2 separate regions of the Homo sapiens genome follow, and region 2 is linked to region 1. The links are chromatin loops, found by intact Hi-C in ENCODE. Cell type or tissue: K562. All regions are shown on one strand. Region 1 has its middle 4.9 kb from the start of ADAMTS14. Region 2 overlaps ADAMTS14 (ADAM metallopeptidase with thrombospondin type 1 motif 14).

Region 1 (5,000 bases):
AGCCCCTCTCCCGCACATCTGGAGGCTTCTGGAGCTCTGCCAGACTCCTGGAGTTCAGATGCAGCACCAGCCCAGGCTTTGGAGACAGGGGATAGGAGATGAGAGTGGTGGCCTTGAATTAGGAGCAAGTCACAGATCTTCAGTTAGTGAGTTTGCTCTCAGTCTTCATTTGGCCCCAGTTTTCTTTTTCTTTTTCTTTTTTTTTTTCTTGAGACTCAGTCTCACTCTGTCATCTAGTCAAGTGATCATGGCTCACTGCAGGCTCGACCTCCTTGGGCTCAGGTGATTCTCCCACCTCAGCCTCCCCAAGTAGCTGGGACTACAGGTGCACCACCACGCCTGGCTAATTTTGTATTTTTTGTAGAGACAGGGTTTTGCCATGTTGCTCAGGAAAGTCTTGAACTCCTGGGCTCAAGTGATCCACTGGCCTCAGCTTCCCAAAGGGCTGGGGATTAGAGGTGTGAGCCATTGCTCCCAGCCTGGCCCCAGTTTTCAAGGCTTTGTTTAGAACAGTGATTCTTAAATTTGAGCATGCATCAGAGTCCCCTGGAGGACAGGTTAAAACAGATTGCTGGGCCCCTTCCCCAGAGTTTCTGGTTGAGTAGGCCTGGGGTGAGGCCTGAGAATGTGCCTGTCTAAAAACTTTCAAGTGATGCTGATTCTGCTGCACAGGGGGACGCTGATTTGAGAACCACTGGCTTAGAGCTGCTGTGCATGACGGTGGCTCTCAGGTAGCAGCAGGAAGAGACTCAGACTCTTCTTCCTCTTCCTTCCCTTTGGGCTGAGGTAGGAACTAACGATGAATGACCAAAGGGGGAACCAATATCACCAATACTCTAAGATCACTGTGAACCAGGAACCAGGAGACTTGAGGTGTTATCCTGCCCCTGAATGATCTTTCTGTGTGGTGTTGCAAGGTCAACTCTGCTCTCTGGGTCTCAGTTTGCCCCTCTGTACAATAGGCAGGTGGTGTTTTTCTGCATGTGTTGTCGTTTCCACTAACAAACAGTTTTATAAAATAAGGAGGCTGGGCACGGTGGCTCACGCCTGTAATCCCAGCACTTTGGGAGGCCGAGGCGGGCAGATCACCTGAGGTCAGGAGTTCAAGACCAGCCTGACCAACATGGTGAAACCCCATCTCTACTAAAAATACAAAAATTACAGGCCCATGCCTGTAATCCCAGCTACTTGGGAGGCTGAGGCAGGGGAATCGCTTGAACCCAGGAGACAGAGGTTGCAGTGAGCCAAGATCGAGTCATTGCACTCCAGCCTGGACAACAAGAGTGAAACTCCATCTCAAAATAATAATAATAATAATAATAATAATAATAATAATAATAATAACCAAGGAAAACAAAATGAACTAAGTGATCTCCAAGAAGGTGGAGGTGGGAGAATCTCTTGGCAGCATCACCGTGTGCCTGGAAGCCTGGGAGCTGGAATCTGACTTGGGTTTGAATATGGCTCTGATATTTACCAGCTATGAGTGCTGTGAGCACTGGCAGAGCTGCCCAACCTGGCAGAGTCTTAGACTCCTCTTCTGCAAGTGGGGATGAGGATGCTGACCTTACAAAGTTGTTGCAGGAGTGGAGGTAAATGTATAAAGGGGCTGGCCAACAAATATTAGCTATGATGATTATATTTGTTATTTTTAATATCTTTTCAAGGCTTGGCAACTCAGAAAGGCAACTCATCTCCTGCATCCGTGCCTGACTGTGGAGCCTGGTGATGTTTGTTGATGGCCACTCAGAATTTACACACATGTGTCTCACGTTTTCCCCTGGAATGATTATTCTGGGAAATGCTTGACTTGCCAAATTTTCCGTGAACTGTTCTTTCTCCAACTTCCGTTCATTTGATTACTAATTTAACTAATATTTATTAAGGGCCTCCCATGTGCCCAACACAGGGTAGCCACTGGGGATACAATGAGGAGAGAACCCCAAATGTGGTCCCTGTTCCCTGTGAAACTCAGTCTGGGGGAAGCAGGTGTTCATCTGTGAATCACAGAGAATCAGGAGAAACTCAACAGCAAAAACTGCTGTGCAGGGGCCCAGAGATGGTACAACAGCAGGTGGATTTGACCTGGTTGGGAGGCCAGGACAGGCTTGGGGAAGAGAGAACTAAAAGGATGATGTCTGAGGGTAGCAGGCATTGACTGGGAGAAGAGAGAGGGTTGGGCATTATGGGCAGAGAGAACAGCCTGTTGTGCAAAGGTGCCTGCAAGGAGCTAGGCTGGAGGGTTACCCAGTGTACGTGACCTCAGTGACTTTTCACCCCACCTTAACTCTGCTTATCTTTAGAAAACAGGACATCCGAGGTCAGAAGTTCCCCCTCGTGACTAAGCAGCTAAGACTGGTGGGATCCAAGATGACAGTTCCCTTGACCTCTGAAGAACCTCTAACTTCATTATAATCTAATTTCCAGGCTAAATGACACTCTTACCATCATGACCACAGTTGATAATCACCATGCCAATGGCTAGAACAAACCACGAAAGGACAAAAAGGAAGGTGGCAACTCTGGTTCCCAGAAGTTCTCCGCCCATTCCCAGAGAAGGCATGAATATTCCTCCCCTTGTTTTCAATGCTCAACATCTTTATTAAAGATGCCCTGTATCTGTGACTTCCCAGCACTCACAAGCTGAGCAGTGTTGTGGGAAGTCAGGAACCCGGAATGGAGGGACCGGCTGAAGCCATGGCAGAAGAACATGGATTGAGAAGATTTCATGGACATTTATTAGTTCCCGAAATTAATACTTTTATAATTTCTTACGCCTGTCTTTACTGCAACCTCTGAACATAAATTGTGAAGATTTCATCGACACTTATCACTTCCCTAATCAATACCCTTGTGATTTCCTATGCCTGTCTTTACTTTAATCTCTTAATCCCATCATCTTTGTAAACTGAGGAGGATGTATGTCGCCTCAGGACCCTGTGATGATTGCGTTAACTGCACGAATTGTTGGTAGAGCATGTGTGTTTAAACAATAGAAAATCTGGGCACCTTGAAAAAAGAACAGGATAGCAGCAATGTTCAGGGAACAAGAGAGATAACCTTAAACTCTGAGCACTGGTGAGCCAGATGGAACAGAGCCATATTTCTCTTCTTTCAAAAGCAAATGGGAGAAATATTGCTGAATTCTTTTTCTCAGCAAGGAACATCCCTGAGAAAGAGAATGCGTCCCTGGGGGTAGGCCTCTAACATGGCCGCTTCGGGGGGCAGCCGTCTTTTATGGTCGAAGCTGTAGGGATGAAATAAGCCTCAGTCTCCCGTAGCGCTCCCAGGCTTATTAGGAAGAGGAAATTCCCGCCTAATAAATTTTGGTCATACCAGTTGTCTGCTCTCAAAACCTGTCTCCTGATAAGATGTTATCAATGACAACATGTGCCCGAAACTTCATTAGCGATTTTAATTTTGCCCCGGTCCTGTGGTCCTGTGATCTTGCCCTGTCTCCATTTGCCTTGTGATATTCTATTACCTTGTGGAGCACGTGATCTCTGTGACTCACACCCTATTCATACACTCCCTCCCTTTTTGAAAATCACTAATAAAAACTTGCTGGTTTTGCGGCTTGTGGGGCATCATGGAACCTGCTGACAGTTGATTCGTGAGCCAAGCTCCCACTTCTCAATTCCATGGCCATTAAATAAAGCCTGCACTGCTTGATGCTCACTCTCAGTTTTGCGTACTGACTTTGTGACACCAAACGGAGAATAATACCTCATTTTTTTGAGAGGACCAGCTTTGTCCGTAACAGAGGCAGGAAGGTGGGCACAGGGAGTCTGATCTTTGTTCCAAGAGGAACAGAGCCTTTGGAGGTTTAATAGCAGAGAGGGCCATGTGATGTCTCAAACATCTCTGGGTGTAGTTGGAGGAGAGATTCCGGGGCCCGGAGAAGAGTGGGGTTATCTGTTAGGACAAACCTACAGCAGTGTCCACAGAGGGCTGCTGGTGGCCTGCTGGGAGATGGGGTTGCATTTGAAATGGAAAGAAGTTACTGTATTTGGAATATCCTTTGGAGTCAACTCCACAGGACTTGGAGGGGATTGATGTGGTGGGTGAGAGAGGTGACTAGGGTGGTCCAGCTGTCTGACTTCCTAACTGGCTATCCAGGGTGGATGGTGATGGCTTTCAGTGAGCTAGGGTGGAACTCCTCTTCTCCAGAGCATTTCAGAGCCCTACTGGTCACTTGTCACACCATGGGTTGGAAGACAAGGACCCTCTTCCTGTGTTTCAGAGTACTCATCTCCTCCAGGTGTGGATAAAACAGGTAAACACTTAGCACAGCAGCTGGTTCTCAACAAATGATAGCTGCCTGCTGGACCCCCTGCCTCTGGGTCACTCTCGTGGAGCTGTTGGCCTCTTGCTGCAGAGACCTATCACAAGCTGACACTCTTACTTCCTTGTGGGGGCATCTGGGACTCCTGCTGGGGTGGGGATATTTTGTCTCAACCTTGAACCTCCTCATCTTTATCTTGGAAGATGGAGCAAGAGGGGAAGAGAGCTGGCGCTCAGCAGAGGTTGTGCTTTTCTGAAGCCAGGGGAACTGGCCCTCCTCTAAACTAGCTGTGTGACCAGAGGCAAGTCTGCTTTCCTCTCCAGACCTCAGTTTACCTAACTATAAAATGGAGTGGGGCACAGGACTGGAGATTGCCTCTCAACCCCTCTATCTCCAAATCTCTGCATTTTTGTTTATGCTCAAAGGAACGTGGGTGGAGGCTGGGACCACCTTGCTCCTCAGGGTCAAATCCTGGGCCGTTGCCCAAGCCCCAGCCCACTCATTACATCTGTTTCAAACTCTTGCCACAGTCACCTTTTGGGGATAGACACCTCCACTTTGTCTTTCTGGCCTACCTGTCACAGGAGCCTTCCATGGGCTCTAGCTAGTCCAGCCTTTTCTCCTCCTGCCTGGGAGGCTCATGGCAGGCCGCCCCCTCCTGCCCATGCTCGTGCCATTCCCAACCAGGAACACTGCTTCCTCTCTGTCTCCCCTG
Region 2 (5,000 bases), 76 kb after region 1:
GGCCGGCAGCAGTGTTGGCTGTTAGGGTTGCCTGCCTTTCGTCTTCTGTCCCTACCTGCAGGGAGAAGAATTATATAGGTGCAGGCGCCCTTCCCGTTGCATGACCAGTGTCCTGAGGAGCTCAGTCCTATTACACGCTGTGTTTTTAGGTTTTACTGATTGGGTTGTGGTTTCAGCAGAGTCGATGAGATGATTTTGGAAGGCACGCAGATAGGATCTGGTGGGATCTTCATAACGACTCTCTAGGCTGCCCTGGGACATACACAGGACTTCTAGACTCCTGTAAAGAGTCTGAATTTGGGGACCATAGTGGTGCCAGTTCCCATCTATTTTTGAGTGTTTCCAGTGATGGCTCCATAGCGGCAGAGCATCCAGTGAAGGGTTGGGATTCGTGGCAAGTCAGAGCCTCGGCTGGAAGAGCCCTCAATGATCCTCTGATTCCAGCTTTCCCCTGCCAGCCTCTCCATGGGTCCTCCATGGACAGATGCTCATTCTCCATCACACAACTCTTGGCCCAGACAGCTCCCATCAGGACGGGCTTTCCTCCCTGGAGCCTGGGCTCCACCCCAGAACTGTCAGCTCTTCAGCTCTGGTCTAGAATGACAGACTCTTCAGGTTGGAAGGGACCTCAGAGGCCTGTCATTGCCAGATTCTTCCAGAGCATCCTTGCAGGGGGTGTCTTCTCTCTGCTTGGATTCCTCCTACTCTGGGGAGCTCACCACTCCCTTCGCACTGTTGCTGCCCAGAGAGCTTCCGTTGCTGCCCAGAGAGCTGCCTGCCTGGGTCAGGATCCTGCCTGTCCTGGGTTGGAGCTCCCCCAGACCCAGGTCCCTACAGGAATCTGGTTCCTGTGGATGAAATCCAAGGTGGTCTTGGAGGTTGTGGCTTCCGTTGCTGCCTAGAGAGCTGCCTGCCTGGGTCAGGATCCTGCCTGTCCTGGGTTGGAGCTCCCCCAGACCCAGGTCCCTACAGGAATCTGGTTCCTGTGGATGAAATCCAAGGTGGTCTTGGAGGTTGTGGCTCCAGACTTGAGTCCTTCATGCTGGAGACAAGGAGTTACCAGCTGTGCTGGAGCCCAGGGACCAGAGCAGAGCCCAAGAGTTTCCTTAGTAATTGGCTGAGGGAATCTTGGTTTGAAAGCCTTCCAGATCCATTCAGAAACCAAACCAGCAGCCACAGCGTTGGGGAGAGGAGGGGCTGGGAGGCCCGTGGGGCAGCTGGACTTTGGGTTTTTCCCAGGACTGTTAGACGAATTCCAGGAAGTTAGCTAAGCCCCCAACTTCCTTTTTTCTAAGAAGCACAGTAAGTGTTTATATATGCTCTGGAACCTCCTTTTTAGGATATCTATAGCCCACATAAAGAAGGAAACATTTAATTGTTAGGACCAGAAAGGACTCTCTTTCTCCCTGACTGTTGCTCCATTTTGCAAACCCAGATACAGACCACTTTTCTGCCTTTTTTTCACGCAGCCTTCTAATGTTTACAAACATGTTAAGACGCATGTCATACATGTGCACAGTGAAGTTTTGTAGGGGTCAGAGCAGGACTCAGGCAAGACTGCTAAGGTTAGAATCCAGGCTGAACCACTTATCGTGTGGTTGTGTGGACTTGAGCAAGTTCCTTAACCTCTCTGGTCCTCAATTTCCTCCTCTGTAATGCTAGCACCTACCTCATTGAGGTGTTGAGAGGGTTAAATGAGTTAATTCATGAAAAGCCATTAAAGCTGTATTTTAAGGGCATGTGAAGGTTTTAGAAATATCTAGTACATAGTAAGCATTCACTAAGCATTGGCTTATTATTACTTTATCACTTGATTTTTCTCAATAAGCCGATGTGGCATTTTACTGATTAGGGATAATAAAAATAGGGAACAAAGGCTGGGAGAGGTCAGAGCATTTACCCAAGGTCACATGGCTAATAAGTGACACAGCAGGGATTTTCAGCCCCCGTGCCACACCCAGTGCTCCCCCAACTGTCCAGAGCTGGCCCCGGAGCTTTCTGGCTGGACCACATACTGATCTGTCCTGGGCCACTTTCTCTGAGCCCAGCTGGGGACTCAGCATAGTCCCTCTCCCTACAGACGCCCAGAAGTGTGAGCTGATCTGCCAGTCGGCGGACACGGGGGACGTGGTGTTCATGAACCAGGTGGTTCACGATGGGACACGCTGCAGCTACCGGGACCCATACAGCGTCTGTGCGCGTGGCGAGTGTGTGGTGGGTGCACCCCCAGCCACCCCGACTACCGGCACAGGGAGACTGGAGGGCTGCACTGTAGCCCCTCCTGCCTGGGAAGATGAGCATTGCCTCACCGGCCCACTCGCAACACCCTGTTGGTCCTCAGCATAGCCCTGGGGTGCTGGAAGGGGCTAATTATTGCTCAGCCCCATTGGAGGGGAGAGGAGATGGCAAGAATCCTCATCACGCCGGGTGTAAGACCTCACCCAGGTCCCACGGTGAATTCGTGCCAGAATCCTGTCCAGGGACATCTCCCAGGCCAGAGGTCTTCTCCTGACCAGGGCCTGGGGATGGGAATGGGAGCCCCGGGGTGGCGGTGGGGGCAGGGGAGCCTCCTCCCACTGACCTCACCTCTGGCCTCAGCCTGTCGGCTGTGACAAGGAGGTGGGGTCCATGAAGGCGGATGACAAGTGTGGAGTCTGCGGGGGTGACAACTCCCACTGCAGGACTGTGAAGGGGACGCTGGGCAAGGCCTCCAAGCAGGCAGGTGAGCCGGGCTGGGGCTGGGGGGATGACGAGGGCTGACTGGAGTTCTTGCCGTCCCTCAGGGGGCCCTCCCTCCTTGAACTGTGCCACAGTCTGGGGTGGGGAGAAGGGGCCCTGGGGCCCATCTCCAGGCCTTCCTGGGCTGCCCAGGCTGGTGAGCCAGGTGCTGCAGCCAGTCACCTCACCTTTCAGGCAAGCTCCTCCCTGAGTTTGGGGCCCAGGAGCTCCAAGAGACATTTTCCCGCTAGGTAAAGTTTTGTGATGGGAGCTCGGCCATCCCTTGGACCTTGGGACTATTGGTGGGTGGGAGGCATCAGACAGATCTAAAGGTGTAGCCAAGACTGGACTGATAATTTTCTTTTCCTCTCTCCTTCCTTATTTTTTTTTAAACCTGTGGCACTTTCTGCTTTGAATTCCTGGTATCTTTGAGTTCCTTGACTTTCCTCTCTACCTCCAATCTGACCAGACTTGCTGTGGAAAAGAACCAGATATCAGTCCTTCACACTTTAGTATAAATGGGGCCTATTTTCCCTTGGGAGATGTTACACTTTGTCTCACCTTTGATTGTTGGGGACAAGGTTGGTGGCTCTGAGAAAGTCCAGGCCTTGGGTCGGGAGGGCCAGGGCGGCTCAGGACAGTCATGTGGAGTCTTCATGGCCTTTATCATTTAAATCCCATCAGTAGCAAGTAGCTTAAGGTGTGAGAAGAAGCAGGGAGAGAGAGTCAGAGGAGCAAAAAGGGACGGGGGGAAGGGCAGAAGTGAGACGGAGAGGAAGAGGGTCAGGAAAGAGGGAAGTAATAGCAGCTCTCACACACACGGAGGCCCTTAGAGTTTACAGGACATGTCTCATTCGATCCTCCCAGCACCCTCATGGAGAAGGTCTCATCCTCAGTTTACAAATGAGGATACAGAGATTCAGAGAGGTTCTGTGATCAAATGAGATGTTCCTGGGTGCCCAGTGAGGGAGTGGGGGACGCTGGGCAGTGGGACCACCAGCTTAGGATGCTCACGACTTCTGGATCCCTGTGTGTGGCAGGAGCTCTCAAGCTGGTGCAGATCCCAGCAGGTGCCAGGCACATCCAGATTGAGGCACTGGAGAAGTCCCCCCACCGCATTGGTGAGTGCTGGGGTGCTGGGAGGGGACAGCAGGGCCCCAGGCCCTGCCCTCTGACTTGGGGGAGCTGGGAGACCAGAGGACAAGATTCTAGTACAAGTGGAATTGTACTAACTGGAGTAATGGGCAGAGACCCCCTTTTCATTTTATTTTAAATTTATGCTGCATGGGTAACCCATTCCATGGTTTACATTTCAGAAGGTCTCAAAGGGGACCTAGTAAAGAGTCCCCTTTCTACCCCTGTACCCTGGGGGCAGTTTTCTTCCCTAAGGGCAACTACTGTTAATAATTTCTTGTGCACATAGATGGCTGTTAAAGGAAAGCCATGTTCACAGAGTGTATCAGTCAGCTTTTGCTGCCTAACACACCACTCCAAAACTTAGTGGCTTCAAACAAGAATAATTCTTAGCTCACGGTCCTATGGGTCATCAGTTTGGGCTGGGCTCTGTGGGGTGGTTCTTCTACTTGTCTTCTTGGACCAAGTCATGCAGATGCCCTCAGCTGGTAGGTCTCTGGGAGCTGGTTGGTCTAGGATGGCCTCGCTCACATGTCTGGTGGTTGGTACTGGCTGTCAGCTGGGGTCATGGAGGTGGCAGGGCTGTGTCCTCAACAGGCTAACCCAGTGTTATTCACATTATATCTGTCACATAGTCCTCAGGAATGGCTTGTGTCATGTTTTCTAGCGTCCCATTAGTCCAAATCACATGGACAAGCCCAGATTTAAGGGGTAGAAACATAGACTAGCTCTTGATGGTAGAAGTGGTGAAGTTACTGTGCAAAGCAGCATGCATAGAGGAATAGGAGGAATGTAGAGGCATTCTGCAGTCTACCACACAGGCCCTTACATTATTCTCATTATAATCATACTTAAACACCAAGCCACTAAATGAGGTGACACCCTTGTGCTTGTAACAGTTATCTAACTATGAAGCTAGGCTCGATTAAAAATGAGAATACCACAATAAGTTAATAAATTTAAATTAAGGCCATTAATATAATATGAGTGATGTTTTGTTTCGTTTTTGCTGAAACTAAATTGGCTGTCAAAAAATGGACATGTCCAGAGAGGCAAATCCACAGACAGAGAGAGAATAGATCCGTGGCTGCCAGGGGCTGGGGAAGGAAAGAGGCATGACGGCTAATGGGTATCAGGTTTCTTTTTGG

What was found. Peaks named below come from ENCODE experiments on the same cell type or tissue, not always from the same donor. Only the 100,000 strongest peaks of a DNase experiment are listed, where the experiment ranks them.
Region 2: it touches region 1 in a loop (6-fold over the local background); 9 of 110 quality-filtered maps call a loop at or near these places.

The regions. Positions count from the first base shown.
Region 1 is chr10:70,665,076-70,670,075 of GRCh38, forward strand. No RefSeq gene overlaps it. Among named protein-coding and RNA genes, the nearest start is that of ADAMTS14, 4.9 kb to the right of the region's middle. RefSeq lists a cis regulatory region at 2,032-2,687. In K562, no CTCF peak of the experiment used is centred here; DNase peaks (open chromatin) are centred at 33 and 2,326.
Region 2 is chr10:70,741,468-70,746,467 of GRCh38, forward strand. ADAMTS14 (ADAM metallopeptidase with thrombospondin type 1 motif 14) reads left to right here. Exons shown (of 22, transcript NM_080722.4): 13 at 2,081-2,214; 14 at 2,599-2,722; 15 at 3,759-3,839. Among named protein-coding and RNA genes, the nearest start is that of TBATA, 41 kb to the right of the region's middle. RefSeq lists enhancers at 1,066-1,360, 1,600-2,403, 3,935-4,104. In K562, a CTCF peak has its summit at 2,288; DNase peaks (open chromatin) are centred at 623, 1,204, 2,050 and 2,594; H3K4me3 peaks cover 1,939 bases.